2 separate regions of the Mus musculus genome follow, and region 2 is linked to region 1. The links are chromatin contacts, found by Hi-C or POLR2A ChIA-PET in ENCODE. All regions are on one chromosome and are shown on one strand. The core of a region is the stretch at or near the end of the contact, and the rest is flanking DNA. Distances in the headings are between cores, read along the strand shown. Region 1 holds the start of Triml2 (tripartite motif family-like 2). Region 2 holds the start of Zfp42 (zinc finger protein 42).

The links. A loop is a pair of places that touch in the nucleus more often than their neighbours do. ChIA-PET counts read pairs that join two places held with the same protein, here RNA polymerase II (POLR2A).
Region 2: a map of mouse trophoblast stem cell shows a loop between it and region 1 (2.3-fold over the local background). The contact joins the promoter of Zfp42 here to the promoter of Triml2 in region 1. A Hi-C loop is called at or near these places in 1 of 37 maps with a recorded cell type or tissue (mouse trophoblast stem cell). POLR2A ChIA-PET finds 5 or more read pairs at or near these places in 1 of 5 experiments (embryonic stem cell).

The regions. Positions count from the first base shown.
Region 1 is chr8:43,178,676-43,182,633 of GRCm38, forward strand. Triml2 (tripartite motif family-like 2) reads left to right here and starts at 1,861. Exons shown (of 8, transcript NM_001381929.1): 1 at 1,861-1,937. It also overlaps a transcript of Triml1 not described here.
Region 2 is chr8:43,305,007-43,309,388 of GRCm38, forward strand. Zfp42 (zinc finger protein 42) reads right to left here and starts at 2,003. Exons shown (of 4, transcript NM_009556.3): 1 at 1,835-2,003.

The sequences.
Region 1 (3,958 bases), core at 611-3,110:
ATTTTCAGCACTATGGAATCTGAGGCAGGAGTGCCACAAGTTTAAACTCAGCTTTCTATATATAGCAAAAGGCTGGTGACACAGGCCTTTAATCCCAGCACTTGGGAGGCAGAGGCAGGTGGATTTCTGAGTTCAAGGCCAGCCTGGTCTACAAAGTGAGTTCCAGGAGAGCCAGGACTATACAGAGAAACCCTGTCTTGTTGAAACTCTCTCTCTCTCTCTCTCTCTCTCTCTCTCTCTCTCTCTCTCTCTCTCTCACACACACACACACACACACACACACACACACACAAGGCTGTCTCAAAACCCAAAAAGGGGGCAGGTCAAAATCTCACACATGTTTTTTGCCCCAAGGCTTAGAAGAAAAGAGATTGGGTATATTTTTAAAAAGAAAATCCTCTCCAGACTAAAGAAATAGGGAAAAAAAAAAAAGAAGAAGGTGGTTTATCTGAGAAAGCAAGCGTGAGGAATTCAGTTTAGGGAGAAGGTACAGAGAATCTCTCCAGACAGGAGAGCCACGGTGCTAGATGCCTAGTGCTGAATCTGATCTGGAAGATCAGGAGAGCCAGGTAGGAGGATTTGCTGGTTGTCATGCCAACTGCTTAAAAAAAAATAAAATTAGATTTAAAACCCTCTCTCCTTTGCTTAGCAAGGATTGGCGCATGACATAATCCCTGTCAGAGACAGGACTGTAAGATTAGGGAACTAGAGAGATTTTCCTCTTCACTGGGCCCGCCCCTTCCTCCCCCACACCCCCTCCTGAGACAAAGTCCTTAGGCAGGCGGTTATCTCCCTGCAAAGCAGTGACCCTTCCCTGAAGCAAACATTCTGGAGAACCAAGTGAGTCATTCTTCTCTAGTGAAAAAGCATTAGCAGTTAAAGATAAGAGGCTGAGGCTGAGGAAAACAAGACAGATCCTGCAAAGTAGTCTCATGGTCTGCATTCCTATTAATGATCACCACACATAGGGCACAACATCTTAAAAGTACCTTTCTCTTTTGTTTTATAGTTTTTAAATTTGCTTTTAATTACCTTAAGGAATTAAAAAAATACATTTTGCTTTAGTTGGCCCCCTTCCTCTCCCTCCATCTCCCTGGGGGACTCCTCCATTAAACCCTTCCATCTCTGCTGTTCCATTTTCCTCTTTCACACCCCATCCCAATGTATGCTCTCTCTTCTCTCTCTCTCTCTCTCTCTCTCTCTCTCTCTCTCTCTCTCTCTCTCTCTCTCTCTCTCTCTCTCTCTCTCTCCCCCCCCCCCGTGTCTGTCTGTCTGTCTGTCTGTCTGTCTGTCTGTCTGTCTGTCTGTCTTTTATAAATCAGGCTGGTCTCGAACTCAATCCACAGACATCCTCCTGCCTCTGCTGTCCCCCTCCCACCATGCTAGGACTAAAGGCATGCACTGCTACACACAGCTTTTTACTATTATTATTATTATATAAAATTCGAGGATGAATGGATAGATTAGTAGTGGTTTATCTGTTTTCAGAATCTCTGTGATCCAAGCTGGGTAGGAACTCACCTCTTATCCTGGGTCCACTTCAAATTTGCAGCAATCCTCCTGACTCAGCCTTTCCAATTCAGGGACTATCAGCAATGTGCTATCCAATCTGTCTGGGCCTGAGATCACACCCAAGGTCTGTGTTTTACCGAAGAGTTTTCAGCCAAGGTCAGTGTTTTACTGAAGAGTTTTCAGACAACTGTTTAGAAATGTAAATTAACCTACCTAGGAGGTGGGGCCAGGAAACAGATTCAAAAGTATCTGAAGCCACTTCTGCTGCTTCCGGACCAATCCGGACCAATCCGGTAATAAAGGTCGAAATGGCCGGTTTATGTGACGCTTTGTGAGACCCGGAACTGACCTTCGTACTGAAGTCTCTGGTCTCCACTGGCTGTGGCTTTCCCTGAAGGAAATCCTTAAGATTTCTGGAAAGGAAGGTGAGTTTTCCCGCTTTGCATCATCATTTCCGTAATCATACTTTTTGTTTGTTTGTTTGTTTGTTTTCCAACGACTAAGTTTTTTAAACATTTATTTTGTGTGCGCATGTGGGGGGTGGGGTGGGGGTTGCGGGGAGACCTGGCTTGGTGGTCAGGCTTAAGGAAGTCATCGGTTTGGTTCTCTCCGTCCAACCCGGAGGGCCTGAGGATTCTGCCTTCGGGCTTGGCAGAAGCGGCCTTCACACACCATCAAGGCGGGCCAACTTTTTATTTAAAAAATAAATTAGTTGATTTATGTATGGGAGCGTTGTTCTGCAAGCATACCTGGTGCCCTCGGAGGCTAGAGGAGGGTGTTGGGTCCACCACGAACTGGAGCCACAGATGGCTGAGTCGACTTGGGGGGACACTAGACTTGAACCTCCACAAGTAGCCCAGACTGGGGATGTTTCTGGGACACCATTAAAATACTTAAACTTTTTAATGAGACTGGGCCTCGCTTTGGACTGCTGTTAGCTGTTGAACTCACAGCCTTAGCTTCCCAAGTGCTGGAGTTACAAGCCGGTTGTGAACTATCCTGCCTGATCAAATTCAACAACTTAATTTTGGTATCCTTGGAAGCTTGATGGATGGTTGATTGATGGATGGTAGTGGTCCCTAGATGAGAGACTTGGGGGGTGGGCAGTAAAAGAATAAAAGAACGCCTGAGAAAGGCAAGACAAAAGGTAAATGATACATTCAGGAAAGCAAGCCCAGGGAGGCGGGAATTTCCTGGGGTTTTTTGGTTTTGGTTTTGATTTTTTTGAGTCAGGGTTTCTCTGTGCATCCCTGACTGTCTTCAACCCTCGCTGTAGATCAGGCTGACCTCAAACTCTAAGAGATATGCCTGGCTCTGCCTCTCTGCTGCCTCCTTAATGCTAGGACTAAAGGCACACACAATCTGGCCTGAATTTCTTGGTTTTGTTTTTTATTAAAAACTAATATTTGACCTGTCCTTTTGATTTGCTTTAACCTTTTGCTGACTGATAGAAGTCTTCCCCTCCAAAACAAAAACAAACAAACAAACAAAAACCCAAGAAAAAGACAAACAAATGACAACAAAAATACTGTTTTTAAGGATGGCTGGAGAGATGGCTCAGCGGTTAAGAGCACTGACTACTCTTCTGGAGGTCCTGAATTCAAATCCCAGCAACCACATGGTGGCTCACAACCATCTGTAATGAAATCGAATGCCCTCTTCTGGTGTGTCTGAAAACAGCTACAGTGTACTTACATATAGTAAATAAATAAATCTTAAAAAAAAAAAAAGATGGATATGGGGGCACACTTAATCCAAGTACTGGGGAGACAGGCTGGAAGATCTCTGAGTTCTAAGCCAGCTTGGTCTACATAGCAAGTTCAAGGACCTAGGGAAACCCTCTCTCACAAAAAAAGATATAAAGATGGTATATATATATATGATGGGGTCAGAAATCCGTCTGCCTTGGGTGCTTTTCAAAACACCAATAAAAACATAAAATCTTCCACTTTAAGATTTGTGTAGCTGAATGTGGCAGTAAGCACATTTTAATCCTAGCACTCAGGATGCAGAGTTGCATAGTGAGATCCTATCTAAAAACAAAATAAGATATCTAAGTATAATATTTTTTAAAAGAAATCTATGTATATTTTTTAGTTGTTCGAAACAGGGTTGCCCTCAAACTCATAGATATCTGCCTACCTCTGCTTCCAGGGCGCTGGGATACCAAGTATGTACCATGTCACTTTGCAATATTTATTTTGCTCTTTGCAGGTATGTGGCTTAGGGAGGGGGTAGCCATGATGCAGGTATGTGGCTTAGGGGAAGGGTAGCCATGATGCAGGAATGTGGCTTAGGGGGAGAGGGTAGCCATGATGCAGGAATGTGGCTTGGGGGAGGGTAGCCATGATGCAGATATATGTACCTAAGTGTAGGCACCCAAAGAAGTAAAAAATTTTGGATGCCCCAAAGCTGGAGTTAGTACTGGCTTTTGTGAACTCCACAT
Region 2 (4,382 bases), core at 753-3,252, 130 kb after region 1:
CTGTGTAGCCCTAGCTGTCCTGGAACTCACTCTGTAGACCAGGCTGCTCTGGAACTCAGAAATCCGCCTGCCTCTGCCTCCCAAGTGCTGGCGAGCGCCACCACCTCCCAGCCAATAACTTCTAATTAGTCAAAATAATCCAAAATGCTTACTGGTCAACCCAGATAAAGATAAAATCTAATGGCTTGGGATAAAACTAATGTTTCATTTCTCAAACAGGAATAGAAATACTTCAATCACATGACAATTGTTCACTCAATAGTGAAAAAAACCAAAAACCCAAAAAAAACCCAGTTATCACACACAGAGTCAAGCTTTTATCATGTGGGGCACATAGCTAGTAAACTGTGAATTAACAAAATGGTTTCAGACAGAGAAAAGGGCTCACGAAAAACTTCCGAGTATGCGATGACGTACAGAGGGACACCATCACTCTAAGAACCATCCAGGACCTGTCTCCGCAGACAAAAGTGCTCGCCCCAAAAATACCGTCCCCGGAGAGGTGAGATTAGATCCCCCAAATCCCCGGCTTTAGCAAGCAGTATGCAGACACTGTAAAAAAGAAACTGAATCATGGCTGTAGGGAACCTAGGATAAAAGTTTTAAGTAGGGAAAGAAGCCGAAGTTACTACAGAAGGCCGTCATATTTACTACAGGAGGAAGCCATAGTCACCACAGAAGCAGTCGATCTTTCCCCGCTTTGGTTTTTCGAGACAGGGATCCTTTCTCTAGGCAGCCTGGCCGTCCTGGAAGTTGCTTTCTGGACTTGGCTGTCCTCCAACTCAAAGGGATCCTCCTGCCTCTGCCTCCCGGAGTGCTGAGATTACAGGCCAAGTGAGGCCGCCGGCGCCACCACTCGGTGTTAAGTCGTAATTCTTAGAAAAGTTGGTCGGTAGTATGGCGGCCAGGGTCCAAGTGCAAAGGAGCCTGGGAATTCTACGGAAAGCCATTTGCGTTGCAGTTCAACACCAAAGGAAACCATTATAGGGTGTTAAGTTAAACCACTATTCTGGATCTACTACTAAAGGACAACAGTGAACAGGGAACTCCTCAGGCAATTTGAGAACCAAGCAATCTGAAGGTTGGAATGCAGACTGTAGGAAGCAAGAGGAAGTTCTTTCCGGCTGGATGCTTGATTGGAAAATGGAGTGAGGAAACTGGAAAATTAAGTAAAGAAAATCAGTAATTTAAAAAAAAGCTGTTCTAGCCGGGCGGTGGTGGCGCACACCTTTAATCCCAGCACTTGGGAAGCAGAGGCAGGCGGATTTCTGAGTTCAAAGCCAGCCTGGTCTACAGAGTGAGTTCCAGGACAGCCAGGGGTATACAAAGATACCCTTTCTCGAAAAACAAACAAACAAACAAACAAACAAAAACAAAAACAAAACAAAGCCAAAAAAATGCTCTTCGATTTTCTTTTTCTAGAATAATCTATTGAATTTTATAGAGGTAAGTGGAGAGAAAAGGTAGGTGCCCTGTTACCTCGCTAATTTAAACATTTTCATATAAAATAGATCTAGGGAATTGAGATAAGATAAAAGCACACGAACACTTGGAACAAAATTTGAAACAGAATTTCAAGGAGATTCCAACCTGAATTCCCACTTTCCTCAATGTGCATCTACTGTGCTCCTTAATATGTTTGAAAACGTGATGGCCAATGGACCAAGGTAGCTGGTGATCGATGCAGTCTGAAAGCCAGCATTTATTTGCCAAGATCTTCACCAATTTGGAAGAGTCAAAACTCTAAATTGCTGGTTTTCAAACCCTTCCCTCCTCCCTTTCCTCATAACGAGAAAAAAGACAAATCCCAGCCATTTCATGAAACAGGACTTACCTAATGCCCACAGCGATGCGATGCGCTCTACCTATTTCCTCCTTGGTTTCCTTTCTGAAATCCCAAGAAGAAACTGCCACTCGTACCCAGAGCCACAGTGGAAATCTAGGCGGCTAGGAGTTCAGCTCCTTGGACCCCTCCCTTTTTAGATGGACGAACTCTGTTCCGGCCACACTTACGGAGTAACTAACTCCGAGCTGGGTAGGCTGGAATGCCCAATGAGAAGCGCTCAAGGTGGGTGTGGGCGGGGATGTGGGCGGGCCCCTGGCCCTTCAGGTGACCCACCCAGAGCTGTCCCCTTGTCTTGGGTCGGCGTGGAAGGGTGGGGCAAAGACTCTTGCTCAGTTATGCAAATGCCTCTTCAGAATCCCGATCGCCTGGCCTTGAGACTCAGTCACATCTCAGTACCTCTGTTACAGACTTGTAACCGAATTTACACAAGCAGAGGATGCAGTTTCTACCTACCTACCTACACACACACACACACACACACACACACACACACACACACACCGAAAACTTTCTTTACACTTTCGTCCCATCGCCACTCTAGACCCCAGCCTCTCCCGGACCCCGCTACAAAGTACACTAGTTGCCTGAACTTTTTCCAGCATTAATGTGACTGCTGGATTCCCGCAAAGCAACACAACTCACTTTGAGAGCGTGGGTCATGCAGCGTTCACCACTGACTACAAACGGTCTAGTGAAATTTAATGGTTCGTATAAATACGCCGGGCACCATTAAGACAAAAACCAAATCAATATTTAAGATCCTCTTACATTTAACCTGAGCTTTTCTGTAATTTACTTATCAGGGAGGAATCGGTCATTTATTCTAGGTTTTTTTTTTCTTCTTTTGAATAAAATTCAGTTGTGAGATCGAAAAAAATTTTTGACTGATGAAATTTTGACTATTTATGAAGTGTCTCTCATTCCTCTGAATGGAAGTAGGATAAACCTCCTGTCATCCCCGGAAGTGAGTTTGTGGCTGAAGACAGAACAAGGAACTGCTTTACTCCAGGTTTCCAGAACACTTCATTTAGGCGTTTTAAAAAATGCATTGGCAGCCGGCGTGGTCCACTCGGGAGGCAGAGGCAGGCGGATTTCTGAGTTCGAGGCCAGCCTGATCTACAAAGTGAGTTCCAGAACAGCCAGGGCTAAACAGAGAAACCTGTCTTGAAAACAAAACAAAACAAAACAAAACAAAAAACAAAAAACAAAAAACAAACAAAACACATTGGCAAATTCTCAACAAGTTCTCTGACTGCCTTTGCATGTGAGTGTGTGTGGATGTGAGTGTGTGTGTGTGTGTGTGTGTGTGTGTGTGTGTGTGTGTGTATGACAGAGAGAGAGAGAGAGAGAGAGAGAGAGAGAGAGAGAGAGAGAGAGAGAGAGAGAGAGAGAGGAGAGAGAGAGAGAGAACCCCCCTGGTTACAAAGTGAGGCCCTGTTTCAGTTTCCTCCCTTTTAGGTTATGCTTAGGTTTCAAGGAGAAAGCAGAAGGCCTTTCTTTTGCATTAGGTACTCAGAATCTGAGCCACACCCTTTTGTTATCAGAGCCTTAGCCTGGGCTGTAAAACACTGGACAAACTGGATTAAAGTGTAACTCCTCCTTTGGTAGGTCTCATTCCTATCAGGGTGAGGCTGTGGCAAGGACTCTCAGACTATCTGAGGACTATCCTGTCCAGCATTCGAGTCCTTGTTCCACCTCACACGTCCATTGTTGTTATTAATTTTTGTCCCATTGCAATTTTGCTTTCCTTTCCAAGTCCCTCCCCACACTCCAAAGGAACACTAAACGAACAAACTCATCTGTGGACATAGGAACTTTGCTTCCATAGGGACATAGGGAAATTTTGTTTCTCCAAAATAAGTTGGGGAAGCAATTCATCCACAAAAGAGAAGCGGGCTGTCATTTCAAGTGCATTAAAATGAGAATTTTTTCATGTCTCTTGCTTGCAAACCCAGCATTTGGGTGGGCTGAGACTGTAGGGAGATTTTTGAGTTGAGACAAAGCATAGAGAATTACAGACTACCCTGGATTAGGGATGAGACCCCGCAGCAAGCAAGCATATAAGCAGCAACAGCAAAACAAAACAAAACAAAATGTTTGGACTGCTGAAATTTTATCCATTAGCTGCTCTTAACAATAATATTGTGGAAATTAAAAATAATTTCTGCTTTTCTGAAGACCTGGGTTTGATTCCCAGGACCCTGATAGCAGCTCACAACCATCTAGAACTCTAGCTCCAAGGAACCCAACTCTGTTTCCTGGCTCTCCTCAACCCCCAACCAGGTACGTATGTGATGCACAGACATACATACATACAGGCAAATCACTCACACACATAAAGTAAAAATTTTTAAATGTTCTGGTAATTTATGTGTGTTGCTGGGCAATACTGTCATTCAAAGTTTAAAGAGCAAAACACCGTCCATTAATGTGTCAGGCTATACAGGTTTTGGCTTCATCATTCCTACGTGAATCCTTGTCCAGGCCCTGGGGCTATGATTCCTGGAATTCATTGGCCAAATTTGCAGGACCAGAA